4 separate regions of the Homo sapiens genome follow, and regions 1, 3 and 4 are each linked to region 2. Evidence: chromatin contacts called from ENCODE Hi-C or POLR2A ChIA-PET data. All regions are on one chromosome and are shown on one strand. The core of a region is the stretch at or near the end of the contact, and the rest is flanking DNA. Distances in the headings are between cores, read along the strand shown. Region 1 holds the start of DDX47 (DEAD-box helicase 47). Region 2 holds the start of ARHGDIB (Rho GDP dissociation inhibitor beta). Region 3 holds the start of LOH12CR2 (loss of heterozygosity on chromosome 12, region 2). Region 4 holds the start of DUSP16 (dual specificity phosphatase 16).

Region 1 (3,931 bases), core at 498-2,997, 2.1 Mb before region 2:
GAGGTCGGCAGGCACATTGAGTTGAGTTCCTCACAATTCTCAGGTCAAGCACACTGGCATCACAAGTCTCCTCTCTTGCTTTGTGTATTTATTATCCTTTTTTTTTTTTTTTTGAGACGGAGTCTTGCGCTGTCACTCAGGCTGGAGTGCAATGGCATGATCTCAGCTCACTGCAACCTCCGCCTCCGGGGTTCAAGCAATTCTCCTGCCCCAGCCCCCCGAGTAGCTGGGATTACAGGCACAGGCCACCATGCCTGGCTAATTTTTGTGTTTTTAGTAGAGACTGGATTTCACTATGTTGACCAGGCTGGTCTCGAACTCTTGACTTCAAGTGATCCATCTGCCTTGGCCTCCCAAAGTGCTAAGATACAGGTGTGAGCCACCGCGGCCGGCCTATTGTCTTATACACTTAATTCTTTTATTCCCAATTCCCAGTTTTATTCTAATTCTTCTCCCTCTGCAGGCAACCATTCTAAAATATTTCAAGTGTATCTTCTGTTGGATGTGTTTTAGCAGAATGTGATATCTGTGGGCCTATATTTTAATATACTTGATATATTTTATGCTTTTCTCACTAAGCACTAGGTTTTTCAGATCTAATCATATTGTTAAGGGCATGTTTGTAGACACCATGTTCACATTTTAACTATGCATTTTCCCAGTGACGGACACCAGATTGCCCCCAACTTCCCATCCTCAGGAATAAAACTGCAACGAGCACCCTGCGCAGTGTGAGACCCAAGTGACAGGCCACAGGAGGGCACTCGCTGGCCATGGGGCATGCAACATACAGCTCTGAATTTGCTGCTTTCCAGAATAGCCTTAGTAGCTTCACAGTCTTGGTACTTGGAATTCTCTCACTCTGGAATGATTATCTCCTGGGATCTTAAAGCGTTTTCTCCTGCTCAACAGTGAGGTCTTAACTCAAATATCACTGTCTCAGAGAGGCCTTCCCAATCTCACAGTTATCCCCACAACCCACCCTCCCCAGGTTACTCTGTAATTTTTATGTGAACAGGGTTTCACTCTGTTGCCCAGGCTGGAGTACAGTAGCACCATCTCCACTCACTGCAGCCTCAACTTCCGGGGTCAACTGATCCCTCAACCTCAGCCCCCTGAATAGCTGGGATTACAGGCGCATGCCACCATGCATGCCTGACTGATTTTTGCATTTTGCAGACACAGGGTTTCGCCACGTTGCCCAGGCTGGTCTCGAACTCCTGGGCTCAAGTGATCCGCCCGCCTCGTCCTCCCACAGTGCTGGGGTTACAGGCGTGAGCACACCCAGCTACTTTTCACAATTTGAAATGCTCTGTGATAGCTTATTTATGATCTGTCTTCTTTTTCTTCACGAGGGCAGGGGTCGCTGTCCTATTCACCAGCCATCTAGCATAGCCTTAGCAAATGGTAGGTTCTCAACATTATTGAATAAAGTAATGACATAATAAAAAAATAGTATTGTAATATCAATCCGTTCCAAACTCTATGGTTAGAAAAGCGGGGAACATAACTGGCGACACACGTAGGGAAGGCTCTTTAAAAGGGACCTAAAGGTCAACTGGAGTCCCTGGTGATCAGCCCCTTCTGCACTCGGATCTATTCCGCAAGCCTACGCGCCCATATTCACTGGGCCCCACCTGCCTAGCGGACGGGTGCAATCCCCGGCAAGCCCGCAGGGGGCGCGCAGAGCACGTCGTCCGGGGAGAACTAAAACTACATTTCCCAGCATCCCGCGCGCCGCAGACCCACTTCCGGAGACCTCACACAAGATGGCGGCACCCGAGGAACACGATTCTCCGACCGAAGCGTCCCAGCCGATTGTGGAAGAGGAGGAAACTAAAACATTTAAAGACCTGGTGAGAATGGATGACGCTGGCTTCTTTTATGTACTCTGGTGCTAGGCTCAGGGAGACCCCAGGTACCTTAGATCCCGCTCTGATAGTGTACAAAAGCATCTTGGGGCCTAGCTTGGGTTTTCCCCAGAATTTCAGAGGGCTGGGTTTCGGACGTGCTCTGAGTTTGGGTGGTGGGAGGGCTGCTGGGCCCTGAGACCCCCTATTTGCCCTATTCGCCACTTTAGTGTGGCAACGTTTGTATGTGCATCCAGGAGGTTGTACATATGGGGAATGGAATTGGTCTCTTTATAACTGGAGCTTTGGAGTCAGATGAACCAACCAGATTTGAATTTTGACACAGTCTCTTACTGAGGACAAGTTGTTACCTCTCTGTGTTTCTCTTTCCACATCTGTAAATTGGGGATAGTAATAAGTACTTACCTCGCAGAATTGTTGTGACGATTAAATGAGATGATACATGTAAAGCACCTGGCCTTGGCCTTGGTGAGCAGAAAGTGTTCGTTAAGTCTTGAGCTACTGTCTCATGGTATAGTTAAAGAGTAGGCTCTGAGATGCACAGTAAATACCTTTTAAATCAAATACAATGGTTGTACATGATGGGTCTGACAGTCAGTTAAGTAGGAGGGAGGTAGGGGTGTGCTGTTCTTGGCTAAGGTATATTTTTCTGAATTCCAAGGGTGTGACAGATGTGTTGTGTGAAGCTTGTGACCAGTTGGGATGGACAAAACCCACCAAGATCCAGATTGAAGCTATTCCTTTGGCCTTACAAGGTAGGTTGTATGACTTCGTACAGATTTAATATAAAGTTATCTCAATTAGATACCCCTTTTGAAAGCTGTTGCTTGCATACTTCAAGTGAAATAAGGATATGGTCACTAAAGGTACAAAGTTTGGGTAATGGTATTTGAAAATGTCATTCTCCAATTTTACTGAGCTTACTTTCTGTCTTAATAGCTGAAAGGGTTTGTTCTCTGCCACAGATGCTGACTTTAAGGAAGCCCTAGGTTAAAGTTAAAGTATATTAACGACAATCTTGGTAGACTTTATGCATCAGTGGGCGCACACTTAGGGAAGGATGCCTGGAACACATATGTGTGTCTTGAGGAGTTGAGAATTCTTGCTGTGAGCCATGTTTATCAGATTTGTAAAACAGTGGTTAAAGCAGATTGATGGCTACTGGAACTGAAACTAATGGGATGAACTTTTTTCTTTTTGAGATCTTTTTTTTAAGATGGAGTTTTTTTTGAGATAGAGTTTCGCTCTGTCGCCCAGGCTGGAGTGCAGTGGTGCGGTCTTGGCTCACTGCAACCTCTGCCTTCCAGGTTCAAGCAACTCTCCCGCCTCAGCCTCCCAAGTAATGGATTACAGGCGCATCACCATGTCCGGCTAATTTTGTATTTTTAGTAGAGATGGGGTTTCAGCATGTTGGCCAGGCTGGTCTCGAACTCCTGACCTCAAGTGATCTACCTGCCTTGGCCTCCCAAAGTGCTGGGATTACAGGTGTGAGCCACCACATCTGGCTGTAACAGGATGAACTTTAATAGGAGTAGAAGTAAAGTCCTGCTCTTAGATTCCTAAAGTACCAACTTTACAGGATTAGGGTGGGTGATAAAAGAGGCCCAGAGGTCTTAGTTAACTGAAATCTATTAAGATCCTCAGAGAGAGTGAATGTAATCATAGCAATTGTTATAAGAGGGGTAATGTGGCTAATTATTGTTAGTATTAATGTAGCTATTACTGTATTACTATATTATTAGTGATTAATGTAAGCTATAATTATTACTCATTAGTAATTAATGTAGTGATTATTATTGATAATAATTGAAAGATTTAATGATTTGAAGAGCTGTCATGTGGAAAAGGGGTTAGACTTACTCTACAAAATTCCATTTGCTCTTTCCATAAATAGTTACTATTTGTTGTAAATGTAAGGCACTGGAGGTTAACAGTCTGTCCTCTCCAAGAGTCTATAATCTATTAAAGAGATAATTATAAATTTATTACAAGTTGAACAGGGACCTAAGAAAGTTACATTCAGAGTGCACTGAGGGAGAAGAGATTACTTCTAATTAGGA
Region 2 (3,914 bases), core at 1,076-3,575:
AGCGTGGTGATGCGCGCCTATAGTCCCAGCTACTCGGGAGGTTGAGGCGGGAGGATCACGTGAGCCTCCTGAGTAGGTAGGACCACAGGCACGCACCACCATGCCCTGTGAATTGCAATTCAGAGGCATTGTGGCTATTGATCCTTTTTGTATCAGTATGTAATTTTAGTCAAATTATTGAACACTTCTGCATTCTTCTCAGGAACAAAATTTGAAAGTTTTTATCACCAGGCCTGACACATAGAAGGCACTCAATGAATGTTGGTTCTCCTTTTCTATCTGCATAATTTCGACTCCCCAGGGCTTCTCTTTTCCTGCTAGCTGATGTTTGTCATGTACTGTGCTCTCCCAAATCAGCTCAGACCCGTATCTTTCCCTCAGAATGACTTTGTGGTGCTGAGTGTCTACTGAAAACAGAACCTTAATGTTGCTCAGAGCTAACTTCCCTAGGGGACAAACTCATGCTCTCCAAAGCAAGGAAGGACCAAATTCCAGTCGAGGCCTGAAAAATGCTTGCCAGTTTCTGTTCAGTGACAGCATAGTTAGTCCTCAGGTTTTGCATCTGTGAAGCATGGATGGAGAAAGAACTGTCTCTTAGAATTTCACACATCTCACAAAAGAGTAAGATGCTCTTGTTACTAAGCTTGTGCTATATCTGCTTTGGGAGGGAATATATTCTTACAAATTAAAAAAACACAAAGCCAATGGCAAGATTCACGATGCCTGCTAGGGACTGGACCTCTGCCCCCTGTCTCTCCGGACCAACAGGTGCCATGGTCCTCTTGATCTCCTGTGCCTGACCATCCCTGCAGTGAAGATGGCCAGGCCAACCCTGACTCCAGGGGCTCTAGGTCTCCATGTGAAGTGGTGACCATGAGCCCTCCGGGTGAGAGCAGTCTGCCTTTCCCCACTCTGAATGAAGAACTGCCCAGGGCTTGCCAGACACACACCTCAAGTTACCATAGGTCTAGAGTTTAATTACAGATTATGTTTATGAAACATGCTGGCTGGGAAGTCCTCTAAAAGGGAAGAAAGTATTTCAGGTCATACCTAAAGCACTTCTCCTAATGGTGGCTGAAATTCAGACCTTGACATTTTGAAGGCCCACTGATCAGCTGTCCTAGCTGGGCCCCCTTGAATTTTTCTCAAACCTGTCTCTTAATACGTTATTTGGTGTTTTCCATGTTTGCTGTTAGTTATCTCATACCTAAAGGGCTATTATCATTATTAATATTTTTATTTTTTGAGCCAGAGTTTCGCTCTTGTTGCCCATGCTGGAGTGCAATGGCGTGATCTTGGCTCACTGCAACCCCTGCCTCCTGGGTTCAAGTGATTCTCCTGCCTCAGCCTCCCAAATAACTGGGATTACAGGGATGCACCACCACACCCAGCTAATTTTGTATTTTCAGTAGAGATGGGGTTTCACCATGTTGGTCAAGCCGGTCTTGAACTCCTGACCTCAGGTGATCTACCCGCCTCGGCCTCCCAAAGTGCTGGGATTGCAGGCGTGAGCCACCACGCCCAGCCCTATTATTATTTTTGACAACAACAGCAAAGATCTGCCCATCCGACTGCAGGAATTTAATACACAGCCTTTGTCAGTGGTAGAAATTCTATCACTGTATGACTCATGAGTACATAACAATGTGCTATACCATACTTCCTCTTTGAGGGATAAAGCCCCTGCACTCTAAGGGAGGATTTCATTATGCATTTCTCTTATATCACCAGAAAATTATTTAGTGGAAGACAGTTTAATATTTGACAGCTTTGAACCATTTTTTTTTCTCTTTCAACCAGTCTTTTTACATTGTCTGCTTAAAAACAGGAAACCACATATCTCCACCCCAGCACAACCCACCATCCACCAGCACAGACCGTATCATTTTGGATCTACAGTCTTTTTCTTCCAAGCCTGGCCAGGTGCCTGCTCCTACTTTGCAGGAAACCCCTCCAGGCACTCCCGGTGCGTGTTCTCAGAGCCCTTCTGAGAATATTCAGGATTGCACTTCCTGGGCTGCAGCGCACCCTGTACCCTCCTTTTTTAAGCCTCCTCCCCTGAGTCACTGCTACCCTTCCCTCCTCTAACTTCCCCTTCTCTGCAGCCTCCTTAGCAATTTCTTATCATAAAGTTTGTTTTAAAGAAGAACTGCCCCTCTAAAAAAATAATAAACTGTCGAGGGCGGTAGCCCCGTCTAGAGGTTTCCGACTTTGCTCTGTGCCCACCTGAAGCCTCCCCAGCCCGAGGTATTTGAACTTACATTCAGTGCTTCACGTCTCTGTCCGGGGTGCCTCTGTCTCTCAACTCTGACTTCTGAGTACTGGCAGTTAGAACAGGAAGGAAGTCAATGAGAAAAAAAAATGTTTTAGACCTACTTGAAGAGGAAACCCTGGGCTGTCTCAAATCCTGTTCCTTTGCACTGCCTATCTCTTGATCAGCCAACTTGAGCAGCATTCTTGTCAATTAATGGCACATGTGCGAGCATGACAGCCCGTGTGACGTGGAGATGCATGAATGTACACGCAAGAGTGTGGAGCCTATAGCTATGGGTATTATGAATAATTGTGAGGGTATTTCTGATAATCAGGTCATTGCAGTGCATAAGCCTATGGAGGTAAGGAGCCTGAAACCAGTAGCAATAAATTCACATCGGCTTTACTTTGTACCACTCACTTCTGTTCCCACTGGGTCCCCGCCAGCTTCATTATCAACCAGATACGTTGAAAGTTTGCTGGCAGTGAATGTAGAGTGCTAAGAAATGATGATTGTTAACTGCATATACTACGGTCCTAAATTTAAAAATGTGTCCTTAAACAGATTTTTGGAGTTTTGTTGGTTATAATTTCAAGACGTAGCTTTGTATTGCACTACAAACAGTCAAATATTGTTTTTAATAGTTTTGGCTGATTTTTCTTCAAATGAAACAAACAAGCAAGCGAAAGTACTGTCTTTGATGAAACCTAGGAAAGAAATTACAAAAGGAAGTAAAACTTCATTAATTCATAGTCTTCCAACTCAGAATTTGTGACAACTTAACAAGTGCCAAAATAGACTTTGTACCATATTTGAGGAAATGGTTTATGAAGTAATTTAAATGGGAACAAGTCTCGGAGGCCATGTTTAAACCATCTGAGGAACAGTTTTTAAGCAGCCAAGTCACATTCATGCTGTATATTCCCGTAGCTGTTACCAATAATAAATGCTTATTTAGGTTAATATTTCAATATTCAGTATTTACACTACATCAATATATTTAGATCTGACTAAGCACACAAATTTGGAGAAACTGACGTTTATTTTGTTTTCACCTAAATGTACTGCATCTTCTTCATTTCCCTTTGTAAATTGATACCACAGGGTTTGCCTTCTACTTAGAGTCAATGAAATCGGAATAATCAAGGGAGTCATTTCACGTGAGAAGAGATTAGCCTAGAAAAATATGAAAAGGAAAATAGTATATAATTAAAATGAGCAAAAATACTAAAAGCCTAATACCACTTTATTCTATAAATTTTAAAATAGCATAGACAGAATACAGCCCTTGAAACAATGTACATAACTTTATTGTAAAAACAAAGCAAACCCTAATTTACACAGAAGGCAGTAACTTACACATTCTATAGCTCTGCACCCTCAAGAGGGGATACATTTATTCATTCCATAACATTTATCGAGCACCTCTTTTCTTTCAAGTACTGTTCTAGTTCCCTTGTGCAGCAATAGACCGCAGGCGACATCTCTGCTGCCCTGTGGAACTTATGTTGTACCTAGGAGACAATTAAAATAACACAGGCAGAATACATTAATTGTAACAAGAAATATTTAAAAATGAAAAATGGTAAATGCATGGTCTCTATTCCACCACTCATTTCTCATGTTATTAGGGAACACCTCACTAGGCAAACCTGGCTTT
Region 3 (4,201 bases), core at 898-3,397, 2.6 Mb before region 2:
TACAATATGTGGTCTTTTGTGATACGCTTTGTTTTTTTTTTTTTTGAGACGGAGTCTTCGCTCTGTCGCCCAGGCTGGAGTGCAGTGGTGCGATCTCTGCTCACTGCAAGCTCCGCCTTCTGGGTTCAAGCGATTCTCCTGCCTCAGCCTCCTGAGTAGCTGGAAATACAGGCGCCCGCCACCACGCCCGGCTAATTTTTTTTGTATTTTTAGTAGAGACAGGATTTCAGTTTGTCAGCCAGGATGGTCTCAATCTCCTGACCCCGTGATCCGCCCGCCTCGGCCTCCCAAAGTGCTGGGATTACAGGCGTGAGCCACCGCACCCGGCCTGACAGGCCTTTTTCATATTGAATAATGTTGTCAAGGTTACTCTATGTTGTAGCATGTATCAGTATGATTTCATCCTTCCCTCATTTTGGCTGAATAAATATTCCATGATTACCACACTTTATTTATCCATTCATCAGTTGATGCGACAGACTATCCTTTTAAGAATGAAATGTTTATTCAAAAGGAAGCATAAAAAACACCATCACATCAGTATGGACTGGTGTATGGAACACAAGACAAATATACTTTTATGTGGAAAAGGGGAAACAAGAACCAGAATGAGTTATTCTCCATTCCTCACCCCTTTTACCTCCTCTCTCACCTTCCCCTCAAAGAGGAAATCTGGGAGGGGATGCAAGGACTCTCCAAAAGGGAATGGTCTCACTGCTTAGTGGGCCCTTCCCAGTCCCATCAGCCTGGTGTGGTTTATGTAAACCTCAAGACTAGTTAGACACAACTTTCTAGAAGCCTGCCCTGATCTCTCAGGCAGTTTTTAGTTCTATCTTCATATTCCCAGAGAACACTGTACTTAGATTCATTTGCATTTTTCTCATTGTATTGCAATGGTGAGCAGAGGAAAGAGCATCAGATAGTCCTAAATAGTTCGACCACTGACCACCTGCTGACCATGGAGGAGTCACCTACTTACAGGCTGCAGGGTTGTTGTGAAAATTAAATAAGGTAAAATAGGGGAAATTATTGTGATATAGTAGAGTGGAAGGGACTTAAAAATCATTTAGTCAACTTGACACTTCTTCTGAGACTTTTTTTTTTTTTTTTTTTTTTGAGACGGAGTCTCGCTCTGTCGCCCAGGCTGGAGTGCAGTGGCGCGATCTCGGCTCACTGCAAGCTCTGCCTCCCGGGTTCACACCATTCTCCTGTCTCAGCCTCCCGAGTAGCTGGGACTACAGGCGCCCACCATCATGCCCGGCTAATTTTTTGTATTTTTTAGTAGAGACGGGGTTTCACCATGTTAGCCAGGATGGTCTTGATCTCCTGACATCGTGATCTACTCGCCTCAGCCTCCCAAAGTGCTGGGATTACAGGCGTGAGCCACCCCGCCTGGCCAGAGACTACATTTTATACATATAAAATCTCAAGGCATTTACTTGAAATTTCTTGACGCAGACAATGTAATATAAAATGAGTTGCAAAGTTCGGAGAACGCTAGAGCCAGCTAACTCCTTGATGGCATTGCATTGCTAGGTCTACTTTCTTGCCCTAGCAAAAATGGCAGTTTCCTTTCTGGATTACTCCCTCCTCACCTTCTGTTAGTTTCAGAGTGACTTGTTGATAACTGCCAAGGTCCCCAGAAAGCGCCTAGCCAAAAAGGTTCTTCACTTCTCTTTAAAGATGTGCACTCCCTAATACATGAAACAGCATTTTCTATTTCTTAATTTTTCTCTCATTTCCAGCTGCTGCTTTCACCGTCTTCTGGTATTTTTTTGTTTGGTCGTCCACTGCTAAACTCCCAGCTCTTCAGAATTCAAAATGAGCTTTGCATCCAAGCTGTTGTGGGTTCGAATCCTGGGTCTATCTAGCGTTTCTTTCTCCATCTGTAAAACAGGGTTAAAAATACCTATTTTGTAAAGTTGTTCTCACATGTGGGTATTGAAGAGCTTAATAGTGTGGGTGGTGTTTTAAAGGTGACGCATCCTTACAACAGGAAAGGGCTTACCCTCTTCCGCAGTTCTGGCTTCGAGGAGGTCAAGCCCTTTAAGGTGGCATCGCCCTAAGTCGCAGGAGCGGGTCTCTCCGCCCCTCCCTCGGGCCGGGGGGCGGGGCCTCCTAATCCGGAACTGAAGGTCTTGCGTAGCCGGCACCGCCCATCTGCGTCCCGGAAGGAGCGAGCTTGCGGAGCGTGAACCAGTGAGTGAAAGCGGCGCCGCCCGCCGGCCGCAGGTGCGGCAAAGCCAGTGTCATCTGCCGGTTCTCTTAGGGCTCCCGGAAAGAAGGAGGGCTAGCCGCGTGCGTTCGCGCCGCGCCTCCTTGCGTTTCTGTTCCCCAAATAGGGCCTCTCCTTCTCCCGCCGCCCAGGCCCCTGCGTGGGCTGGACGCGTCAGCCCCACACATTAGCCTCGCTGCGGCGCCCAGACTCTGCTTTGCCTCCCCGTCCCGGTCCCTGGCCCCTGCCCTGTCGCCCGCCGCCGGAGCGGTGACCGCCCGGCCCGCCGTTCTTCTGCTGCCACCGCTGTCGGCACCATGGGCAGTGAGCAGAGCTCCGAGGCCGAGAGCCGACCCAACGATCTGAACTCCTCAGGTCGGTGTCCTAACCTCCCACCCTCCTCCAGCCCGCCCTGTCCCCTTGCAGAGCGGGCTGCCTCCCAGACTAGGGTCAGGGACTGCGGACGGGAACGCACAGAAAAAGCCTTCACCGTGCTAGTAGGAAAAAAAAAAAGTCACCATCTGTCCTGGCCTCGATTCCCCTGATGGAAGTGCGTGTGACTGCAAGCTAAGCCAGCGTGGGCGCCAGTGCCCTTATTTATTTTCAAAACAGCCGTTTCTCCCAGCTACAGCCTCCTGTTTAAAAGACGAGCTAATTAATTTTTGGCTCTAGTGCTCATGGCTGATGTAGTGAGATTTGGCTCACACAGTGGATGGATTATAGGACCTCTAAGAACAGTCTGTTTCTTAAAAACGGGTGTTAGAGGTTCCTTTTCTGAAGGGATATGTGATAGGTGTCCACTTGCTTTGAACCCTTTAGTGCAAAGGTCTCCAGAAACAGCTTTTTCTTCTCAGAAGGTGTCTTGGTCCGTTTTCTAATCTTGTAGAGGTTGGCCAGACAGCAGGCACTGGTGTTTTCCATTGTTGTTCTCTGTCCATGATTTTTAGACTTCTCTAAGCGTTTGAGACAAGAATGGGAGGATTATTGTGTTTGCAATACAGTGAGTGTTCAATAAATAGATAAAGCAGCTGATGTTTAATTGAGGACCATTTGCTGCTTTTTTTGTTACCCACACGCTAGGACAGCTGGGAGTGCTTTGGTTAAGCTCCGGGGTTGCTAACGCAAATTGGTTAAATCTGGGGCCTAAAAAGAGTCGCCGATTTTAGAAGTTCTCTGTTCTTGATAGGAGCTGTAATTCAGAAATAGGCAAGCTAATAGATCTAAGGGTGTTTCACTTTAAGGTGTGACTTTCAAGACTAGTTCAGACCTACATTCTGGGGACTGGATTGGGGCAGCTTTGAATGGTGAGCAGCATCTACTAGCTTTGCTACGTTTTTCTATTTCCTTGGAAGGGCCAGAGTGTCATATCTGTTATAAGAAATATAATAATTGCCACCTTTGACATTCTTGCCTCTATGGCAGGGCAGAAACATATTTTAGGGGGAAGCGGTGTGGCATCTTTTTAATTTGTTTTCTTGCCCATGAACCAACAGCATTCGAGCATTTCCGATGTTAGAATTTGCCTATTCCCCTGTGCCCGGTACTTTACATACATTTACATATAATTTTTGCAGTAATCCCATTTTACAGATAAAGTAGTAGAGGTTAGCTAGAGTGTTTTGAAGTCCCCTTTCCTCTGGTATCTGGGGAAGGAGGAATCACAATTTATAGCAGGAAAGATTTCTGGCATGGCTTTTGTAAAATGTTAGGTAAATTACCAAAACAGGTAAATAAATATTTCTTGAAAAGAAATAAAAGCAGCAGAGATTTTTCTAGAAGAGTGAATGCCAAGCCTCCGGAGACGAGCTTCTAGGAGGCAGAACAGTTCTATGGCATCCCTGGATTAACCTTTGAGATATGACTATAATGAGCCTGGGAATATTACCTTCTAGAGCATAAAACACTTTAAAGATTCATTCTTGTCCCAGTCTGGAAGATATTTGGGGGAGAGGATGATTTCTTGGTCTAGGGAGTCCTTTATAATTT
Region 4 (4,485 bases), core at 1-2,500, 2.4 Mb before region 2:
CCGTCACCACCCAGGTGGCCTCGCTGCTTACACCAAAGGCGAACTGGGGATAATGGGAACAGTCAGGCCAGGGCCCCACTTGGCAGGCGTGTTGTGTAACAGTCGCGCCTGGAAGTGAGCAGCTTCGCCCGCAAAGGTGCCGCGTCCCGCGGCGGCCGCTCCTCTCGGCGGGGCCCGGTCCAAGCGCCGCGCAGCGGCCGGGAGCGCACCCACTGCGACCCCGCGCCCGGCCGCACGCCCCCTTCCCGCTCCGGCCAGCCTCCGGCCAGGCCTACACCCCCGCTTCAAACGCTCCTGCGGCCCCCGGCCGCGGTCGCCCCCACGCCGCCTCCCGAAAGGGTGGCCGGTACGCCCGGGAAGGCAGAGACGGCGGGGCTGGAGCGCGGCGCCCGGCACCGGGAGTCGGGGCGCGCTGCGGAGCGTCCATGCGGCCGGGCGGGAGGGCGCCCCGGGCCCCGCACCCTCCCGCCCGCACACCCCGCGCGGCCCGCCAAGGCCACTTACTTTTGGGGCCGCCGACCTCCCAATTCCCTCAGAGGGAAACGAAAGTTGTCACGGCGTCTCCCCTCGGGCCCCCCTCGCCTCCCGGACTTGCGAGGCGCCGCCGCGGAGCCGAGAGGGCGGCTGCGCTCCCGCTCGCGTCCCGTCCCGTCGCTCTCCTCCTCCTCTTCTTTTCAGTATATTATCTTCTCCTTCTCTGAGGGGTGGGTTGGGGCGGGAGGCTTAGGAAGAGAGGAGACGCTCGCAACTTTTCTTCACTCTTTCTCTTCCACCCTCCCCCCCATCAGCCTTCAAAAAAAATGTCGAAAGAGATGAAGAACTTAGGGAGGTAAAGGTGGGGGGCCGCGTTGTGAAAGTGGGGGTTGGGGGGGAGAGAGAGGTGGTAATAATCGTTTAAAAACTGATTAAAGCCCCCCAAACACTGATACATAGAAAGAGGGGGAAAGGCGGGGGGGTGGGGTGGGGGGTTGGGGGAAAGAGAAAGAGTCGCTGGTCAGGAAACTTCAAGCGCGGATGAGGTCATTGGTTTAAAAATAAAGAGATGGCGTCACTTGAAACCAATCCCAGTGAATGAACTCAGCGGAGCCCCGGGGAAAGGAGGAGACAGGCGAGGGCAGGGCGGTGGGCGCCGGGCGGGGCCGCGCGCTCGCCCATCCCGCGGCCGCCCGAGCCCGGAGCGCGGCTCCGCGCCTCGTTCCGGCCGCTCGGGGAGGGGTCAGGTCATGTTCCCTTCCAGAGTCCGGCGACTCTGAGGCAGGTTCCGCGGGCGCCGCTGGGAGGAGCCGGAGCTGCCGGAGGAGGCGGCCCCGCGGCCTCCTCCCCCACCTCTCCCTCCTCCTCCTCCTCCTCCCGCGCCCGCGCGCCCGCCCCCTACCCCCGGGCTCGCGGCCCCGACCCCCGGGCCGGGGTGTCCGCCTCCAGTGCTGCGCCCCAACAGGTATCGGAGGGTTTTCTCCCTCACCCAGACGCAGAACCTTTCCCTCCTCCTTGAGCTGTTTCCAGCTGCCTCACCAACGTCAAAAAACGCAAACACTGATTTGAGAGAATTACACTCGCTCTGTAAAAAGTCTGGCGAATGCAAAAGGCAAGGCTCTGCCATCTCTCAGGAGAGAAGTTACAGGTACTTCAAGAAAAATCACACTACTGTTGTCAGGCATTCAGCTATCTATATGTTTATGGTTGAAAGCCCCCACATAAATGTTCCTACATTACTTTACTTTGCTTATATTTACAAATACAAGGATAAGCAGCCTACATTTTCTTTAAAAATGTTTTCTACAGGAGGCAGCGCAGAAACATCTTTAAATAAGACCAGGGGTTAACCGCCTCTTGAGAGGTACAAAACCCTTGTTGATTTAACTCCACATACCTCGTGCATTTTATTATTTGAATTCATTAAAATGTCTGTTTTGAGATGACATTATGCACTTTGGAAAACGAGAGACCTGAGGTGGTGACAAACCAGGACTTGGAATCACTGAATAGGACAATCGGAGCTTTATTCCAATGTTCTTTGAGCATTTGAGCATGAAGCTGCTTCTACTGAGAAGTACTCACGTGGATATCACATAACAAAGATGTGATTAATGACGGAAAAGCACCCTGCGAGTGGACTGCTCCATGAGCCAGAATTTATGTGTAGGAATAATCTAACTCTTCAAATATTCCATTTACAATGTGCCGGATTGGGACACTAGACCCTAAAGGCACTGTTTGCTGTGGGATATCCATGTGCACCCTGCCTAAAGCACGTTTTTCCACTAGCAAAAGAACTGATAAGCAGGTTTGGGTGGGTTCGAAAGATAATACACCCCTGTTACTACTTTTCTGCCTTTAAGTCCTGCAACTAAAGGCATTCCTTATGATTGGTAATCATTGAAGGTTAGTGTTGCGGGGTATGGCCCTGGGAACTTCTGGCCCATCTTTTATAGGAGGGAAAAAAAAAGCCCATTTGAAGATGGGAGGCACCCTAGCACCTCTGGCAGTAGTAGGTAAAGCCTGAAGGCCACAGATGGAGAAGCAACTTTGAGCCTGTGCCTCTGGCCTCTTGAAGACTTTGCTAGGGGAAGCAAATCTCTCCCACTGCTCCCTGTCCTCTGGTGGCCAGGAGGTGTTACTGCAGCTTCCTTGGGATTATTTGTGCTCTACCAGGAAACCCCTAAAAATCTAACTGTAGACCTTTGTTGGAGGTGTTGGGATTTTTAGGAAGGAAGAAGAAGATAGTCCTTTTACTAGTGGTACAGAGCATGGATCTTGCCTGGAGGAAAGATTCATGAGAATTAATGGTATCCCCTTTGCATGCCAAAGTTCCAGTAACCTTGCTTTAACTGACATGGCTTGAAACGTTTCTCCCCTTTCCTCAGTTACACAATTAAGTTTGTGTAATGTATGATGTGGTGCCATCATAGCTATCATAGAAGTCTCTCAGGGTATTTCATCTATTTCTGGAAACAAGACGTATATTAAAGCTCATTAAAAACGAAATCAATGATTGAGTGATGTACAATATTGGTTAAAAGAGTCAGGGGGCCGGGCGTGGTGGCTTAAGCCTATAATCCCAGCACTTTGGGAGGCCCGAGGCGGGTGGATCATGAGGTCAAGAGATCGAGACCATCCTGGCCAACATGGTGAAACCCCGTCTCTACTAAAAATACAAAAATTAGCCAGGCGTGGTGGTGGGCGCCTGTAGTCCCAGCTACTCAGGAGGCTGAGGCAGAAGAATCACTTGAACCCGGGAGGTGGAGGTTGCAATGAGCCGAGATCGCACCACTGCACTCCAGACTCCAGCCTGGCAACAGAGTGAGACTCCATCTCAAAAAAAAAAAAAAAAACAAACAAACAAAAAAAAACATCAGGGGAGAAAAGGAGCAATGTAGGCTGGGATTATCAGGGAAGGCACCTTATAAAGAGTTTTGACCTTATCCTTGAAGGACAGTTCAGATTTAGTTTGCAGTGAAGAAGCCAGTGGAGGGAAGATTCCAGAGGGCAAATGGCAATGAGCCAAGACATGGAGGTGGAATGAATAATGAGTAAGGTGTATTCAAGTGACAGAAGAGTAAACCCAGTAGCAGTAGAAATCGGTATTTAGCAATTAGGTATGAGGTTAAATTTAAGAGATACAGAGGCACATTGTGGAGGTACTTGAATGTTAGAATAAATAGATTGTTACCTGCCCAGCAGGTGAAGGGGAAACCACTAAACAAGTTTACTTCACCGAAGAGTACATTTCTTTCTTTTACTAAGAAAGGTTTTCTACATACTAACAATAAATATGTGGAAACAGCCCTCTCCCTCTCCCGCTCCCGCTCCCGCTCCCTCTCTTTCCACGATCTCCCTCTGATGCCGAGCCGAAGCTGGACTATACTGCTGCCATCTCGGCTCACTGCAACCTCCCTGCCTGATTCTCCTGCCTTAGCCTGCTGAGTGCCTGCGATTGCAGGCACGCACCGCCACGCCTGACTGGTTTTCGTATTTTTTTGGTGGAGACGGGGTTTCGCTGTGTTGGCCGGGCTGGTCTCCAGCTCCTAACCGTGAGTGATCCGCCAGCCTCGGCCTCCTGAGGTGCCGGGATTGCAGACTGAGTCTGGTTCACTCAGTGCTCAATGGTGCCCAGGCTGGAGTGCAGTGGCGTGATCTCGGCTCGCTACAACCTCCACCTCCCAGCCGCCTGCCTTGGCCTCCCAAAGTGCTGAGAGTGCAGCCTCTGCCCGGCCGCCACCCCATCTGGGAAGTGAGGAGCGTCTCTGCCTGGCTGCCCATCGTCTGGGACGTGAGGAGCCCCTCTGCCTGGCTGCCCCATCTGGAAGTGAGGAGCGTCTCTGCCCGGCCGCCATCCCATCTAGGAAGTGAGGAGCGCCTCTTCCCGGCTGCCATCCCATCTAGGAAGTGAGGAGCGTCTCTGCCCGGCCGCCCATCGTCTGAGATGTGGGGAGCGCCTCTGCCCCGCCGCCCCGTCTGGGAGGTGAGGAGCGTCTCTGCCCAGCC

Evidence for each region. A loop is a pair of places that touch in the nucleus more often than their neighbours do. ChIA-PET counts read pairs that join two places held with the same protein, here RNA polymerase II (POLR2A). Pooled maps may share reads with other maps.
Region 1: a pooled map shows a loop between it and region 2 (5-fold over the local background). The contact joins the promoter of DDX47 here to the promoter of ARHGDIB in region 2. A Hi-C loop is called at or near these places in 3 of 37 single-sample maps with no recorded cell type and 9 of 50 pooled maps.
Region 3: a loop to region 2 is called in a map of CD8-positive, alpha-beta T cell, with 7 times the contacts of the local background. The contact joins the promoter of LOH12CR2 here to the promoter of ARHGDIB in region 2. A Hi-C loop is called at or near these places in 1 of 168 maps with a recorded cell type or tissue (CD8-positive, alpha-beta T cell), 1 of 37 single-sample maps with no recorded cell type and 6 of 50 pooled maps.
Region 4: a loop to region 2 is called in a pooled map, with 5 times the contacts of the local background. The contact joins the promoter of DUSP16 here to the promoter of ARHGDIB in region 2. A Hi-C loop is called at or near these places in 1 of 37 single-sample maps with no recorded cell type and 7 of 50 pooled maps. POLR2A ChIA-PET finds 5 or more read pairs at or near these places in 1 of 52 experiments (activated CD4-positive, alpha-beta T cell).

Annotation. Positions count from the first base shown.
Region 1 is chr12:12,811,599-12,815,529 of GRCh38, forward strand. DDX47 (DEAD-box helicase 47) reads left to right here and starts at 1,748. Exons shown (of 12, transcript NM_016355.4): 1 at 1,748-1,856; 2 at 2,533-2,626. The coding sequence starts at 1,770. RefSeq lists an enhancer at 1,575-1,884.
Region 2 is chr12:14,959,276-14,963,189 of GRCh38, forward strand. ARHGDIB (Rho GDP dissociation inhibitor beta) reads right to left here and starts at 2,326. Exons shown (of 6, transcript NM_001175.7): 1 at 2,262-2,326. RefSeq lists enhancers at 669-778, 2,029-2,148.
Region 3 is chr12:12,354,920-12,359,120 of GRCh38, forward strand. It overlaps LOH12CR2 (loss of heterozygosity on chromosome 12, region 2), which reads right to left and starts at 2,148. Exons shown (of 2, transcript NR_024061.1): 1 at 2,009-2,148; 2 at 489-1,886. BORCS5 (BLOC-1 related complex subunit 5) reads left to right here and starts at 2,159. Exons shown (of 4, transcript NM_058169.6): 1 at 2,159-2,590. The coding sequence starts at 2,533. RefSeq lists enhancers at 1,944-2,622, 3,509-3,588 and a silencer at 2,489-2,568.
Region 4 is chr12:12,561,613-12,566,097 of GRCh38, forward strand. It overlaps DUSP16 (dual specificity phosphatase 16), which reads right to left and starts at 1,251. Exons shown (of 7, transcript NM_030640.3): 1 at 505-1,251. RefSeq lists silencers at 151-350, 371-490, 521-600, 1,051-1,560.